2 separate regions of the Homo sapiens genome follow, and region 2 is linked to region 1. A link is an interaction called in ENCODE POLR2A ChIA-PET data of the cell type or tissue named here. Cell type or tissue: GM12878. All regions are shown on one strand.

The links. ChIA-PET counts read pairs that join two places held together with the same protein. Peaks named below come from ENCODE experiments on the same cell type or tissue, not always from the same donor. Only the 100,000 strongest peaks of a DNase experiment are listed, where the experiment ranks them.
Region 2: POLR2A ChIA-PET joins it to region 1 with 11 read pairs; 6 of 35 experiments call an interaction of 5 or more read pairs at or near these places.

Annotation. Positions count from the first base shown.
Region 1 is chr11:119,183,437-119,191,436 of GRCh38, forward strand. It overlaps NLRX1 (NLR family member X1), which reads left to right. Exons shown (of 10, transcript NM_001282144.2): 10 at 1-580. The coding sequence ends at 3. It overlaps NHERF4 (NHERF family PDZ scaffold protein 4), which reads left to right and starts at 2,039. Exons shown (of 11, transcript NM_001168468.2): 1 at 2,039-2,074; 2 at 2,489-2,516; 3 at 2,656-2,729; 4 at 3,043-3,254; 5 at 3,834-4,023; 6 at 4,128-4,264; 7 at 4,504-4,708; 8 at 4,919-5,115; 9 at 5,204-5,431; 10 at 5,569-5,769; 11 at 6,027-6,777. The coding sequence starts at 2,059. The coding sequence ends at 6,056. DRC12 (dynein regulatory complex subunit 12 homolog) reads right to left here. Exons shown (of 7, transcript NM_001145018.3): 6 at 7,274-7,404; 7 at 6,818-7,016. The coding sequence ends at 6,864. SNORD150 (small nucleolar RNA, C/D box 150) reads right to left here and starts at 7,205; the gene lies at 7,131-7,205. RefSeq lists an enhancer at 7,864-8,000. In GM12878, no CTCF peak of the experiment used is centred here; no DNase peak of the experiment used is centred here.
Region 2 is chr11:119,323,900-119,331,899 of GRCh38, forward strand. No RefSeq gene overlaps it. Among named protein-coding and RNA genes, the nearest start is that of RNF26, 6.6 kb to the right of the region's middle. In GM12878, no CTCF peak of the experiment used is centred here; no DNase peak of the experiment used is centred here.

The sequences.
Region 1 (8,000 bases):
TGAGACACTGGCGGCAGGCACCTAGCTATGTGACCACTGGCCCTAAACCTTTTCCCTCTGTGGCCTCCTGGCTTGCACTGCTCCCTCTAGAAAGATTCCTTCAGGTCTGGAGGCAGAGGAATGGGCATAGCTGAGCCAGTTGCCCTCCTAGGGCATGTTTGACCAGGACTGAGTCTGGAATCTCCAAGTTAAAGATGGTGAATCAATGCTTCGGGCTTGGAGATGGAACATGCCTCCTCTCCATTCAGCTAGAAGGACCAAAGCATGTGGCATTTGGATGGCCAGAGTGCCCTGAAGCACCACTACCAACCTTGCCTCCCCCTCCTCTCAAAGAGCCTCTGACTGTGTCACCAAGGGGCTCACATCTTATGTCTGCCATGCCAGGGGTGTCGCCATCCAGATGTGTTGGAAGCTTCCCCTCCTGCCTTATGCTCACCTGTGGACACCGAGGATGCCCTCACATTGGTGCTTTCTCCTCATCCTCATGCCCCCTTTGCCACAATGGTATGATGGCTTGGTAGCCCCTCGAGGCAGATGCACCTGACTTGCTGCTATTAAAAAGCCGTGTGCCTTCTACCAATTGTGGCCTCTTCTTTACTGCCTGGTGCTTCCAAGAAAGGGCACTGTTCTTGGTCTTTCTGGTTAAACTACCAACCATGATCTATTGCAAGTGGTTCTTGGGCACTAGGTTCAGAGGCAGTGGAGGCTGGAAGGGCCCATGAACAAGATATTGGCATGGGGGTTGGCCATGCTGGGCTGTATTAGTCCAGTCTCACGCTGCTAATAAAGACATACCCAAGACAGGGTAAGTAATTTATAAAGGAGGCTGGGCATGGTGACTCACGCCCGTAATCCCAGCACTTTGGGAGGCCGAGGTGAGCGGATCACCTGAGGTCAGGAGTTTGAGACCAGCCTGACCGACATGGATAGACCTCGTCTCTACTAAAAATACAAAATTAGCTGGGTGTGATGGCACATGCTTGTAATCCCAGCTACTCGAGAGGCTGAAGCAAGAGTATTGCTTGAACCCAGGAGGTGGAGGTTGCCGTGAGCCGAGATAGTGCCACTGCACTCCAGCCTGGAGAACAAGAGTGAAACTCTGTCAAAAAAAAAATTTATAAACGAAAGAGGTTTAATTGACTCACAGTTCCACATAGCTGGGGAGGCCTCACAATCGTGGCAGAAGGCAAATGAGGAGCAAAGTCACATCTTACATAGCAGCAGGCAAGAGAGTGTGTGCCGGGGAACTCCCCTTTATAAAACCATCAAATCTCATGAGACTTATTCACTATCATGAAAACAGCACGGGAAAACCTGCCCCTGTGATTTAATTACCTCCCACCGGGTACCTCCCATGACACGAGGGAGTTATGGGAGCTGCAATTCAAGATGAGATTTGGGTAGGGACACAGCCAAACCATACTATGGGCCATAGAATTATCACCCTTTTCACACTTACCCCCCAGGCTTGGAGTTAGTGACCAGCAATCTGCCTTTCTCTGCACAGAGGGGCAACTGGGTCAGATTCAGGGTCTCCAGAAAAAGTTGGGGCCCAGGGATAGATTCAGGAGGAACCCACACAGTTTTCCAGAGGATAAGACTCTCAGCGGGGCACGGTGGCTGACGCCTGTAATCCCAGCACTTTGGGAGGCCGATGAGGGCAGATCACCTGAGGTGGGGAGTTTGAGACCAGCCTGACTAATATGGAGAAACCCCATCTCTACTAAAAATACAAAATTAGCCAGGTGTGGTGGTGCATGCCTGTAATCCCAGCTACTCGGGAGGCTGAGGCAGGAGAATTGCTTGAACCTGGGAGGCAGAGGTTATGATGAGCCAAGATCATGCCATTGCACTCCAGCCTGGGCAACAAGAGCTAAACTCGGTCTCAAAAAAAAAAAAAAAAAAAAAAAAAAAAAAAGACTCTCACTCCCGTTAACCATTACCCCACTGCTTCCACAGCGTCTTCAAGGAGGCGGGACCTGGGAGGGGATGGGTGGGAGGATCAGTGGCTGTGATGAACCTTGTCCCTACCCCGGGCACTGGGTTGCTGATCCAGCTATGGAGAAAGCCGCAGGTAGGAGGCCAGGAGAAATCCTCTGCAGGGGACTTTGGGACAGGCAGGGGGCCGACTTGGAGGCTGAAGCTTTGGGACCAGGGCACACTTGATTTTGGGGCTTGGAGCCCTGAGGCAGGTAAACAAGTCAGGAGAAAAGTAATGAGTTGATATGTCTGTCTTCCTGGTCCACACCCTGTACTGATATGCTCAGATTTATGTGCCAAGGACTTGGGGGGAGAGAAAGGGAGGGGACCGCACAATAGTCCTGTGTGTATGGCAGTGAGAAGAGAAGACCCCTTTGGAGCAGAAAGGAGGGGGCATGCCCTGAGTTTGGGGGTTTCCCTGAGTCCTTTTAGTTTATGCCAATGGAAGAGGCACATCTGGGGAGAAGAATGTGACTCTCCTCCTCTCACCCACTTCTTTGCCCAGTAGATCTGCAGGACACAGCCTCGTTAACTCTGTAAGTGCCACGAGGGTTGGGGCAAGGGGAGGAAATAATTGGAGGCAGCGAAGCGCTTCACTGCCATTAGCACCTAAAGGAGATCCTGGGACCCAAGTCCAGCTGCCAGCTTGTACCTGCTTCCCCTGCCTCCTTGCAGGAAGTTTAAGTTTAACCCAAAGCTGGGCATTGATAATCCTGTCCTCTCCCTGGCCGAAGACCACGACCCCTATGGTAACTCCCTCACCCCCTGGCAACCATTCCCTATCCCTGGAGGCACCACGGCTCCACACGGCCTCCGATCTCCTTGGTAACCACTCACTCGGTCTCCCTCTGATAACAGCCTTGGTTGGGAGTAGAGATAGGAGGGGCCGGGTGTTTTCTCCTGTCCCAGTCCCTCTGCCCACGAACCCCACCACCCAACACCCAACCAGGCAGAAACTGCCCAGCACCCTATCAGGACACAGGGTCTGCCAGGCACACGGCGAACCTGTACTTGGGCTGTGCCCTCTCCTCCCCCTTTTCTGCTGCCCACCTCACCCTCCAGATCCCTGGAGCCTGGAGCGGCCTCGCTTCTGTTTACTGAGCAAAGAGGAGGGCAAGAGTTTTGGCTTCCACCTGCAGCAGGAGCTGGGCAGGGCTGGGCATGTGGTGTGCAGGGTGGACCCAGGCACCTCTGCCCAGCGCCAGGGTCTTCAGGAAGGAGACAGGATCCTGGCGGTGAACAATGATGTTGTGGAACACGAAGACTATGCGGTGGTAAGGCTGTGGTCCAGGAGAGCATGCTAGCACCTCAGAAAGAGAAGCGGGTTGCTCAGTCCCCTGGGCAGTATGGCAGCAGGGCACAAGCCTCACTCCCCCACACCCCAGGATTTAGAAGTGCCCAAGTCAGAGGGGTAGGGAAAGCATCTAGAAAGCCGATTCCCGCTGGGCGCAGTGGCTCACGCCTGTAATCCCAGCACTTTGGGAGGCCAAGGCAGGTGGATCACCCAAGGTCAGGAGTTCAAGACCAGCCTGGCCAACATGGCAAGACCCTGTCTCTACTAAAAATACAGAAATTAGCTGGGCGTGGTGGCAGGCGCCTGTAATCCCAGCTACTCGGGAGGGCTGAGGCAGGAGAATCACTTGAACATGGGAGGCGGAGGTTGCGGTGAGCTGAGATCGCACCATTGCACTCCAACCTGGGCGACAAGAGCAAAACTCCATCTCAAAAAAAAAAAAAAAAAAGAAAAAGAAAAAAAGCCGATTCCCTTGGCAAAAAAATGTGGATTCCAGGGAGGTCCTGGGGGTTGGCAAGAGGGTCTAGACCAAACCCACGCCCACGTGCCCTCTGTCCAGGTGGTACGCCGCATCCGGGCCAGCAGCCCTCGGGTGTTGCTGACAGTATTGGCACGGCATGCACATGACGTGGCCCGAGCTCAGCTGGGAGAAGATGCCCACCTCTGTCCCACCCTAGGCCCAGGGGTCCGGCCCCGGCTGTGCCACATAGTGAAAGATGAGGGTGGTTTTGGCTTCAGTGTCACCCATGGTGAGCCCAGAGGGTGCGAGGGGGCGGCAAGGATGAGGGATCTCAGCCCCTGTTCAGGGCAGGCAGGAAACAGACTGGACCTTGCTTTTTTTTTTAATTTCTAGGCAATCAGGGTCCTTTCTGGTTGGTGCTAAGTACTGGAGGAGCAGCTGAGCGGGCAGGGGTGCCCCCCGGGGCCCGGCTGCTGGAAGTGAATGGGGTCAGTGTGGAGAAGTTCACTCACAACCAACTCACCAGGAAGGTGTGACTGCCTGTCTCCCACTCTCCTCCCCCAATCCGGGCCTGGGCCCCACCTCGGGAAGACGCCTCCTTCCCCATGCGCCTAACCTCCTTATCTGGTCTCCTACCTTTATCACCATCCTCCCCCTCTACAGTTTGTGCCAGGCTCCACTTAGTGCCTGGGAGGAGGGGCTGTGGGGGGAGCATACCTCTTCTCTCCCTGCCCAGGTGTTATACTGATGCCCTGCTGGGTCCCCACAGCTTTGGCAGAGTGGACAGCAGGTGACCTTGCTGGTGGCAGGGCCAGAGGTGGAAGAACAGTGTCGCCAGCTGGGATTGCCCCTGGCTGCACCCCTGGCAGAGGGCTGGGCACTGCCCACCAAGCCCCGCTGCCTGCACCTGGAGAAAGGGCCCCAGGGTTTTGGGTTCCTGCTCCGGGAGGAAAAGGGCCTTGACGGTCGCCCTGGTGAGTGGGAGCCCTGGGGGCGGTGGGGGAAGGTGGGCCTTGGGGTGGGCACACAAGCGTATATACACCTTTCAGTGCACCGAAGAGGTGTCCCTGTCTGAGCTCTGGCCCTGGGCCGCCTCTTCCCGTTCACTCTGGGGTCAGTCCCCTGGTGTGTACACAGTGGCCTAGGATAGCTGGAGAGGAGCAGTGAGGATGTCTATGCCCCAGGACAGTTCCTGTGGGAGGTGGACCCGGGACTGCCAGCCAAGAAGGCTGGGATGCAGGCTGGGGACCGGCTGGTGGCTGTGGCTGGGGAGAGCGTGGAGGGGCTGGGCCATGAGGAGACAGTGTCCAGGATCCAGGGGCAGGGCTCCTGTGTCTCCCTCACTGTCGTCGACCCTGAGGCGGACCGCTTCTTCAGCATGGTGCGTGCTGAGGGGCAGGGGCTAGGGTTGGGGCAGGAGTGGGGCAGGGCTGAGGTCCGAAAGATTTGCTCTCCCTGCCACCTTCCAGGTTCGCCTGTCCCCACTCCTCTTCTTGGAGAACACAGAGGCTCCCGCCTCGCCCCGGGGCAGCAGCTCAGCCTCACTGGTTGAGACAGAGGACCCTTCACTTGAAGACACAAGCGTGCCTTCTGTCCCTCTTGGCTCCCGACAGTGCTTCCTGTACCCTGGGCCTGGTGGCAGCTATGGCTTCCGACTCAGTTGTGTGGCCAGTGGGCCTCGTCTCTTCATCTCCCAGGTGACTGATGCCCCATGGATCTTGAATCCCTTCGATCCTTTGCTGCCTGATCGGTCTTCCTCTGCTTCCCTCCCAGAGCCTAAAGCCAGCAAACTTTCCCCCGGTGTCCCCTGTTCTGCATGCCCCCACAACACCAGGTGACTCCAGGAGGCTCAGCTGCCCGGGCTGGGCTGCAAGTGGGAGACGTGATTCTGGAAGTGAACGGGTATCCTGTTGGGGGACAGAATGACCTGGAGAGGCTTCAGCAGCTGCCTGAGGCTGAGCCACCCCTCTGCCTGAAGCTGGCAGCCAGGTCTCTGCGGGGCTTGGAAGCCTGGATTCCCCCTGGGGCTGCAGAGGTGAGGAAGAAGAAACAGATGGGACTGTGAGTAGCTACAGAGGGCAGGGAGGAGTGAGAAAGAAGGGCAGAGTGGGCGAGGTACAAGGTGAAGCCGTGTGGGGTATGCAGGTTGGGACTTCAGGTCGTGGTAGGTGGGGACAGAAGGACTCGTGAAATAAACCCCATTTCTGGGCATTCCAGTGCAGGGCGGGGCAAGAAAAAGGAACTCTTCTGGGTCCCACCTGGAATGACCTTCTACCTCCTCTCTCTGTATAGGACTGGGCTCTGGCCTCGGATCTACTGTAGAGCACCCCTGCTTGGTACAGACATACTCAGGGGCTACCGTGTCTTCACTCTCCAGCCTGAGGTGGTGAAGGCAGGATGCTCTCTCTAAGCCAGACCAGAGGGACTCAGACACCACCGATCACAGGCTGGCCCAGGTGCTCCCTCCCTTCCTGCAGGCCCACCTGCCAGCAGAGGGTGTGGTTGGAGGCCTCAGACAGGTCCCTGAAGGAGTCTGAGGCTCCAGAGGATGTCATATGGGAGTTTTAGAGAGCTGTGTCCCAAGGATGAAGGTGTGGCTGTGGGTCTGGCTAGGATTGAAGCCATCTGGACCTTTTCTAGATATGACTCCAGGACCCTTGAGTGTAATGCAAAAATTTGGAGACCAGCTATGCCTGCCCTCTGTGGGTGCCTTAGCATTGCGGGAGGGTGGTGCTTGGTCACCGTTGCATTTGTTATAGAAATGGCCATTCGCCATAAATCTGACTGCCTGTGTTTGTGTTGGTGGGGGTAAGGGGCAGTGGTGTGAAGGGACCAAAAGGGCCTCAGGCTCAAGGGGTGGGATGCGGCTCCTGCAGGAGAGAGGTTGAGACCTGGTCAAATTTATTTCCTATCAATCACTGAATCTCAGGGATAATGGGTCAACCCAGAACTGAGATGTCTGTATGACAGCCACTCCTAAAAATAAACAACAACAAAAACAAAAAAAGAAGAAAACTAAATAAAAATAAAAATAAAAATAAGATCCACTTCTCTCTGCCAAACGGCCAGAGCCCACAGCTCTATTGAGTTCTACATCAAGACACTTTATTGCTGGGGCCTCAGAGAACACTAGAGACTAGGGGCTGGTGGCCTCAAAGATCCAGGGGGGGTGAGTCCAAACTGGCGTTGCTGCTCCTTGTGCCTGGCGTGAAGTCTCAGTGCTGCCCCATCCCACTGCTGCTTGATGGCTCTCAGCTTGGCCAAGAGCCTGTCCAGACTGTCCTGCAGACATCAATATTTCAGACCCCAGAAAGAGAGAGAGGGAAGGAGTGAGTGCTGCCCCAGGTTGGTTCATAAGCTTTCCTTGCCCAGTAGACATGGTCGTATCCCCTCTGTCTGCCCTCAGGATAGAGCAGGGCTCCCTTGGAGACGCTCCTTCTCCTTAACCCTGGGTTGTCAGTCATCATACGAGCTGGGGTTTGTGGGCATGGGGGAGTCCTGGGTACTGGGATGGCTGGGATCCAGGGGGTGGTGCTTACGTGTAAGATTTCCTCATACTTCGCCTCCATGTCTGCCATGTGGGCCCGAAGCTGAGCCAGGGCCTGGTCCCGCTCTCCGAGAGCTTGTTCAGCCTCTTCCCGGGCAGCTGCAGCCTCCCTTTGGCATGCCTCTGGGGGCAGGCAGGATGAAAGAGAGCAGGATGGTGACACTCTATCCTTGACCAGTCTCTCCAAAGGTATCTGGAAAGGAGACCTCAAATGGGCTCGTTCCAGACTCCCCCAGCATCACCAAATTTCCCGCAGTCCCTGTAAAAGCTGAAGCTCCACTGAGGTATATAGCAGAGAGTGGCGGGCTTGAGATAGAAGGCTCCAAAGTCGGATTACTACCTAGGTGACCACATGCATGTCTCTTTCTGAGCCTTGGTGTCTTCATCTTTTTTTTTTTTTTTAGATGGAGTCTCACTCTGTCGCCAGGCTGGAGTGCAGTGGCGCGATCTCAGCTCACTGCAACTGCCACCTCCTGGGTTCAAGCAATTCTCCTGCCTCAGCCTCCCGAGTAGCTGGGATTACAGGCACATGCCACCATGCCCAGCTAATCTTCGAATTTTTAGTAGAGATGGGGTTTCACCATGTTGGCCAGGATGGTCCCTATCTCTTAACCTTGTGATCCGCCCGCCTCGGCCTCCCAAAGTGGTGGGATTACAAGTGTGAGCCACCGCGGCTGGCTGGTGTCTTCATCTGTAAAGAGAGAATGACACATCCCTCA
Region 2 (8,000 bases), 140 kb after region 1:
AGAGAGGGTTTGAGGTCAAGAGGGGCATTGTAATTCCCTTCTCTGTGTCATAACTCGGTGCATATGTGTATTGTGATTTGGGATACAGCACACTAGTGAGGAACTAAGCTGGGGGCTGGAGACAGGACGATAACTAAAACAAGGGGTCATGTGCTTGAGAAACGTACAGTCTCGTGAGGGCGACAGACAAATAAATAATTATAACACAAAGAGCTGCGTACCAGGGTGCAAATATGCACATAAAACGGTTACTTAACCCAGCCTGAGGTGATGAAAGAAGGCTTCTTGGAAGAGCTGATGCCGAGCTTCATTTTAGGCGGTGAATAGGAGGTAGCCAGGTAAATGGGGGTGGGCTGTGCTGTCTGAAGTGTGGCGGAGCTCGCTATGTGCAGGGGGCTGCTAGGAGTTGGTTAATATTCTGCAAGGGAAGGCTGAGGTTAGTGAAGGATGAGGCCAGATTACAAAGGATTTGTAAGCCATGGTCAATTACTCAGAGCAACAGGCTGTGTATAAATGGTGTTAAGCAGGGGAGCAACCATGAGTGACTTTAAATTAGAGCTCAGGCCCCAGAGGGACAGAACAAAAGGCCCCTCTTACTAAGTTTCCATTTCCCTTCTCAGATCCCTCTTTTCCCTTGGGTGATGAGGTTGAAAACAGCCAATCCCTTCTGGGGAGCCTGCCTCCTGCACACAAAGTGTGGCCTTATTTTACCTCCCACAAGCCAGTTCATTTTATCATAATAGTCTCACAGTAGAATGAGAGATACGTGTGGGGATGGGGGCTCTTCCCTTATGTCATCCATATGTGACTGAGATCCCCTTGGCAACCTCTTGGAGGTGGGATACAGCACTTCACTGAGTCCACTAAAAACAATCCTTGCACCAAATCCATGCAGTGGAGTACTACGCAACTGTTAAAAGAATGAGGACAGGCCGGGTGCAGTGGCTCACACTCAACACTTTGGGAGGCCGAGGCGGGCCCATCACTTGAGGTCAGGAGATCAAGACTAGCCTGGCCAACATGGTGAAACCCTCTCTCTACTAAAAATACAAAAATTAGCCAGGCATGATGGTGCGCGCCTGTGGTCCCAGCTACTCAGGAGGCTGAGGCACAAGAATTGCTTGAACCTGGGAGGCGGAGGTTGCAGTGAGCCAAGATTGTGCCACTGCACTCTAGCCTGGGCAACAGAGCAAGACTGTGTCTCAAAAAAACAGAAACAGAAAAAAAAACAAAACAAAAAACAGTGAGGACAATCTCTATACACTGGTGTGGACTGTAATGGAATAAAACCCATTGAATTTGAATAAAATAGGAATCCATGACTCCAAACTGATAATAAAAAGATATCCATAAACAAATAGATGAGAAGGGAAGGCTATGCTTTACAGTCTTTACCAAACATGATTTTAAATTAAAAAGATAGGTATATGGCTGGGCAAGATGGCTCATACCTGTAATCCCAGCACTGTGGGAGGCCAAGACAGGTGGATGGCTTGAGCCCAGGAGTTTGAGACCAGCCTGGGCAACATGACGAAACCCCACCTCTACCAAAAACAAAACAAAACAATCCAAAAATTAGCTGGGTGTGGTGGCGCACGCCTGTAATCCCAGCTATTCAGGAGGCCAAGGTCGGAGGATCGCTGGAGCCTGAGAAGTCAAGGCTGCAGTGAGACAAGATGGTGCCACTGTACTCTAGCTTGGATGACAGAGCAAGACCTGTCTCAAAATAAATATATAAATAAAAAACATAAAAATAGCTACCTAAAGAGGGATAGAAGGAACAGCCCTCCACCCTCATAACATCTGTGGAGATAAGGCAGGGTATAAATGAAGGCTGACATATCATATGTCTAAATATTTGAAATATTTGAAAGCTAACTAGCTGCTCGGTATGCTCTATCCTCCTACCTTGACAAATATGCCTTCTAATGACAAAATTTAAAAATGTGTAAAGCTGGCTGGGTGCGGTGGTTCACGCCTGTAATCCCAGCACTTTGGGAGGCCGAGGCAGGCAGATCACTTGACATCAGGAGTTCGAGACCAGCCTGACCAACATGGTGAAACCCTGTCTCTACTAAAAGTACAAAAATTAGCCAGGCGTGGTGGCGCCTGCCTGTAATCCCAGCTACTCAGGAGGCTGAGGCAGGAGAATCACTTGAAACCGGGAGGCAGGGGTTGCAGTGAGCTGAGATTATGTCATTGCACTCCAGCCTGGGCGACAGAGAGATACTTTGTCTCAAAAAAACAAAACAAAACAAAAAAGTAACGCTATGGTTTTTGGATGCTCCAAAGTCAACAAAATATCAAAGATAAGTTAACTTAGCTATTATTGCATATATTATTACATATATTATTGCCTGGGTATGCTTATGATAGACTAGCAATATTTACATGTGTAATAAAGTCATACACAATTCATGATTATATATTTATTCCATAAATTAATTTTCCTTGCCTTCACTTCAGGAAATTCCTTAATTATGTTGTTATAATAAAACATTTCTCATAATTCATGTTCTATTGCCAGTAATGCCAAATTAATTGGCCTTTCTTGAGTCATAGTTGTTCCGACGTCTTCAAAAAAATAATTTTTTTTTTTGAGACAGTCTCGCTCTGTTGCCCAGGCTGGACTGCAGTGGTGCAACCTCAGCAAACTGCACCCTCTGCCTCCCAGGTTCAAGTGATTCTCCTGCTTCAGCCTCCCAAGTAGCTGGGTTTACAGGCATGCGCCATCATGCCCAGCTAATTTTTTGTATTTTTAGTAGAGACGAGGTTTCACCATGTTGGCCGGGCTTGTCTCCAGCTCCTGACCTCAAGTGATACACCTGCCTTGGCCTCCTAAACTGCTGGGATTACAGGCGTGAGCCACCGCGCCCCGGCCATTTTTTTTTTTTTTTTGAGACAGGGTCTTACTCTGTCATCCAGGCTGGAGTGCAGTGGTGCCATCTCAGCTCACTGCAACATCTGCACTGCAGTGCAACCTCTGCAACATGGGCTCAAGTGAGCCTCCCACCTCAGCCTCCCAAGTAGCTGGGATCACAGACAAGTGTCACCAGGCTCGACTAATTTTTGTTTTCGTTTTTTTGGTAGTGATGGCATTTTGCCATGTGGCCCAGGCTGGTCTTGAACTCCTGGGCTCAAGGGATTTGCCCACCTCTGCCTCCCAAAATGCTGGGATTACAAGCGTGAGCCACTGTGCCTGGCCTGGCCTTAAAAAATTAATTTTTTTTGAGGGGGGGACGGAGTCTCGCTCTGTCACCCAGGATAGAGGGCAATGGGCGCTATCTCGGCTCACTGCAACCTCTGCCTCTTGGGTTCAAGCGATTCTCCCACCTCAGCCTCCTGAGTAGCTGGGATTACAGGTACCCACCATCATGCCCGGCTAATTTTTGTATTTTTGTGGAGACTGGGTTTCCCCATGTTGGCCAGGCTGGTCTTGAAATCCTGACCTCAGGTGATCCACCCGCCTCGGCCTCCCAAAGCTCTGGGATTACAGGCATGAGCCACCACGCCCGGCCAACAAATTAATTTTAATATGGAGAAACTGCTCTGCTGAGGCCTTAGCAAATGAAATTATTACTAATATGCTTAAGCAAGACTTAGACTCAGAAAGGGATCATACATTTTATATGTCATGTTCAAATATTTTAAAGGGGTTACATATGATAAATATTTGATCCCAGAAAATATTTAAAATATTTTTTTTTCTTATTATTCTTTTTTGAAACAGAGTCTCGCTCTGTCACCCACGCTGGAGTGTAGTAGTGCAGTCTTAGCTCACTGCAGCCTTGAACTTCCAGGCTCAAAGTGTTCCTCCCACCTCAGCCTCCCAAGTAGCTGGGACTTACAGGCATGCATCATCACACTTGGCTAATTTATTTATTTATTATTATAACATTTATAACAAACATGCACATGTGTTTTATGTATGTATGTATGTATTTATTTAGTAGCGACACCATGTTGCCCAGTCTGGTCTTGAACTCCTGGCCTCAAGTACTGCACCCACCTCGGCCTCCCAAAGTTCTGGGATTACAAGCGTGAGCCACGGGGGTCTACAGTTAGCTTGTACCCCTTCCCTTTTTGTGTGACTATATTATTCTATATGAAACGCAGCTGGGTTTTTTTTTCTATTTGCATTTTGGTTTTTTCTTTCTCATTTCTATTGATTTAATTTAATTTAATTTTTGAATATAAAGAACATTAGCATTCTTCCAAAAGTCAAAATTAGGTCAGGTGTGGTGGTTCATGCCTGTAATCCCAGCACTTTGGGAGGCCGAGGCGGGTGGATCACAAGGTCAAGGAATTCAAGACCAGCCTGGCCAAGATGGTGAAACCCCGTCTCTACTATAAACTACAAAAATTAGCCAGGTGCAGTGGCAGGCGCCTGTAATCCCAGCTACTCGGGAGGCTGAGGCAGGAGAATCAGTTGAACCCGGGTGGCAGAGGTTGCAGTGGGCCAAGATCATGCCACTGCACTCCAGCCTGGGTGACAGAGTGAGACTCTGTCTCAAAAAAAAAAAAAAAAAAAAAGTCAACATTATACAAAAACGGTATACTCAAAGGAGTGTCACTTCCTCCCCATCCCTTCCATTCCATTTCTCCACCCGCCACCCCTTGAAGTAATTAATGTTATTTCTGGTTTAACCTTCCTGTGTTTTTATTTTTTCAAAATTAAGCAGCTATCAAGAGAATAAGAAGACAAGCTACACACTGGGAGAAAATATTTGAATAGACACATCTGATAAAGGACTGTTATCCAAAATATACAAAGGACTCTTTTTTTTTGTTTCTTTTTAATACAGATTCTCACTGTGTTGCCCAGGCTGGAGTGCAATGGCTATTCGCAGGTATGAGCCCACTACTGATCGCCACAGGATTTTTGATCTGCTCTATTTCTTTTTTCTTTTCTTTTTACTTTTTTTTTTTTTTTTTTTTTTGAGGCAGAGTCTCACCCTGTCACCAGGCTGGAGTGCAGTGGTACGATCTCGGTTCACTGCAACCTCTGCCTCCCAGGTTCAAGCGATTCTCCTGCCTCAGCCTCCCAAGTAGCTGGGACTACAAGCGTGTGCCACCATGCCCAGCTAGTTTTTGTATTTTTTTTAGAGATGGAGTTTCACCATGTTGGCCAGGATGGTCTCTATCTCTTGACCTCGTGATCTGCCCACCTCGGCCTCCAAAAGTGCTGGGATTACAGGCATGAGCCACCATGCCCGGCCGATCTGCTCTATTTCTGACCTGGGCTGATTCACCCTTCCTTAGGCAACCTGGTGGTCACCCATTCCTGGGAGGTTACCACATTGATGCCGAACTTAGTGCAGACCCCTATTGGTATAGTGCACTACAGCCCAGAACTCCTGGGCTGAAGTGGTCCTCCTGCCTTAGCCTTCTGAGTAGCTGGGACTGTAGGTCTGGCATAAAAGAAACTCTTAAAACTTAAAAATAAGAAAACAACCCAATCTAAAAGTGGGTCCCAAACCTTGACACCTTGTTAAAGAAGATATACAGATAGAAAATAAGCATATGAAATGATGCTCCACACTATATACTGTCAGGGAAATGTAAACTAAAACAGCAGCGAGATACCATTACATACTCATTAGAATGGCCCAAATCCAAAACTGACACTGCAAAATGCTGAGGAAGATGTGCAGCAGCAGGAATTATCACTCATTGCTGGTGGGAATGCAAGACGGTACAGCCACTTTAGAAGACAGTTTGGTGATTTCTTGCAAAACTAAAAATACTCATGCTATATTTATGATCCAGCAATTGTGTTCCTTGGTATTTACCCAAATGAGTTGAAGACTTATGTCCACCTGAATGCACATGAATGTTTATAGCAGACCTTATTCATCATTCCCAAACCTGGAAGCAACCAAGATGTCATTCAATTGATGAATGGATAAATTAGCTAGTACATCCAAACAATGGAATATTGTTTAGTGCTAAAAAGAAATGGGCTATGAAAAGATATGGAGGAAACTTAAATCCATATTGCTAAGAGAAAGAAGCCAATCTGAAAAGGCTACATACTGTACGATTTCAACTATATGACGTTCTACAACAGGTAAAACTATGGAAACAGTAAAAAGATCAGTGGTTGCCAGGAGTCTGGGGGGAAGGAGGGATGAATAGGCACAGCACGGAGAATTTTTAGGGCAATGAAACTATTCTCTATAACACTGTATGATGGATAAATGTCATTAAACATTTGTCAAAACCCATAGAATGTACAACACCAAGAGTGAACCCTAATGTAAACTGTGGACTTCAGTTCATAATAAAGTATCAATAGTGGCTCATCACTTGTTTAAAAAAATATCCAAATGAGCAGTATTTTGGTTACACTTTTATCAATATTATTCATATTAAACAACCATCTCAAATATCTGTGGGTAGTGCACATGCAAGGGTAATTTGATTTTCCATTTGAGACCATAATTTGCTCTTTGTGAATCTTCTTAACGCTGCTCAGTCTTCTAGTTTCCCCTTCCTTCCTTCCTTCCCTCCCTTTCCTTCCTTTCTTCCTTCTTTCCCTTCTTCCCCCTCCTCTCTCTCTTTCTTTGTCTCTTCCTTCCTTCTTTCTTCTTTCTTTCTTTGCCTTTCTTTCTTTCTCTCCTTCCTTCCTTCTTTCTTTTTTTTTCTCTCTCTCTCCCTTTTCTTTCTCTCCTTCCTTCCTCTCTCTCTCTCTCTTTCTCTTTTTCTCTCTTTCTTTCCAGAATCTCAACCCTGTTGCCCAGGCTGGAGTAAAGTGGTGCAATCACAGCTCACTGCAGCCTCGACTTCCCAAATTCAGGTGATTCTCCCACCTCAGCTTCTCGAGTAGCTGAGACTATAGGCACATGCCACCATGCCCAGCTAATATTTTGTATTTTTAGTAGAGACAGGGTTTCGCCATGTTGCCTAGGTTGGTATTGCACTCCTGGGCTCAAGCGATCCGCCCACCTTGGCCTCCCCAAGTGCTGGAATTTCAGGTGTGAGCCATGGTGCCCAGCCCTTCTAGTTTCTTGTCTAAATTAAACCGACTTGTTTTAACAGCATTTAGCCAGCATTCCCATCATGTATCCAAGAGCAGTTGTAAGGTCAGTTGTGATACAGTTTTTTCCAAGATATTTCATCTTTGGGCACATCCAGAATATTGCATATAATCTTTTTATTTTTCCAAAAATGCCATTATTATCAGCACAATTAGGCTGTGTCTTCTAATAACAAGTTCAACTATGTGCCATACAGGGGACATGTCACCAAAAAAATGCTTCTAGATTTTTGGCCAAAATCCTGGCTTGTTCATCTTTATTATCTTTACTAACCATGTCATTACTGTTATCATCGACTTGCCCTTGACAGTCTTTTAAATCAAAGACTAAAATTGCAAGTAGGTTTTTTCCTTAGTGCAAAACTAGGGAAAACTAGTTTTTCCTTAAGTCAAAACTAGAATATAGCTAGTTAAATACACATGCGTGTTTTCTCTATATTTACATATATGCAAATTTAAAGATAAATAGGAATTAATATTGAAAAATGTTCCTCAGCCACATTGCACAAACCACGTTAATTTCTTTTCTTCTTTCTTTCCTTTTCTTTTCTTCTTTTTCTTTCTTTCTTTTTTTTTTGTAAGATGTGTAGGACAGAGTCAGCACGGTGGCTCACGCCTGTAATCCCAACACTTTGGGAGGCCGAGGCAGGCAGATCACTTGAGGCCAGGAGTTCAAGACCAGCCTGGCCAACATGGTGAAACCCCGTCTCTACTAAAAATACAAAAGTTAGCTGGGTGTGGTGGTGCACGCCTGTAGTCCCAGCTACTGGGGGAGACTGAGGCACAAGAAGCACTTGAGCCTGGGAGGTGGAGGTTGCAGTAAGCTGAGCTCGTGCCACTGCACTCCCGCCTGGGTGACAGAGCGAGACTGTCTCAAACAAGTGCAGAAGAGCTGAAGAGCTTCTTCGGGCCTGAACCGTGTTGTTTGCAGAGCTGACGTTTGGGGCTATAGGCTTTTCCG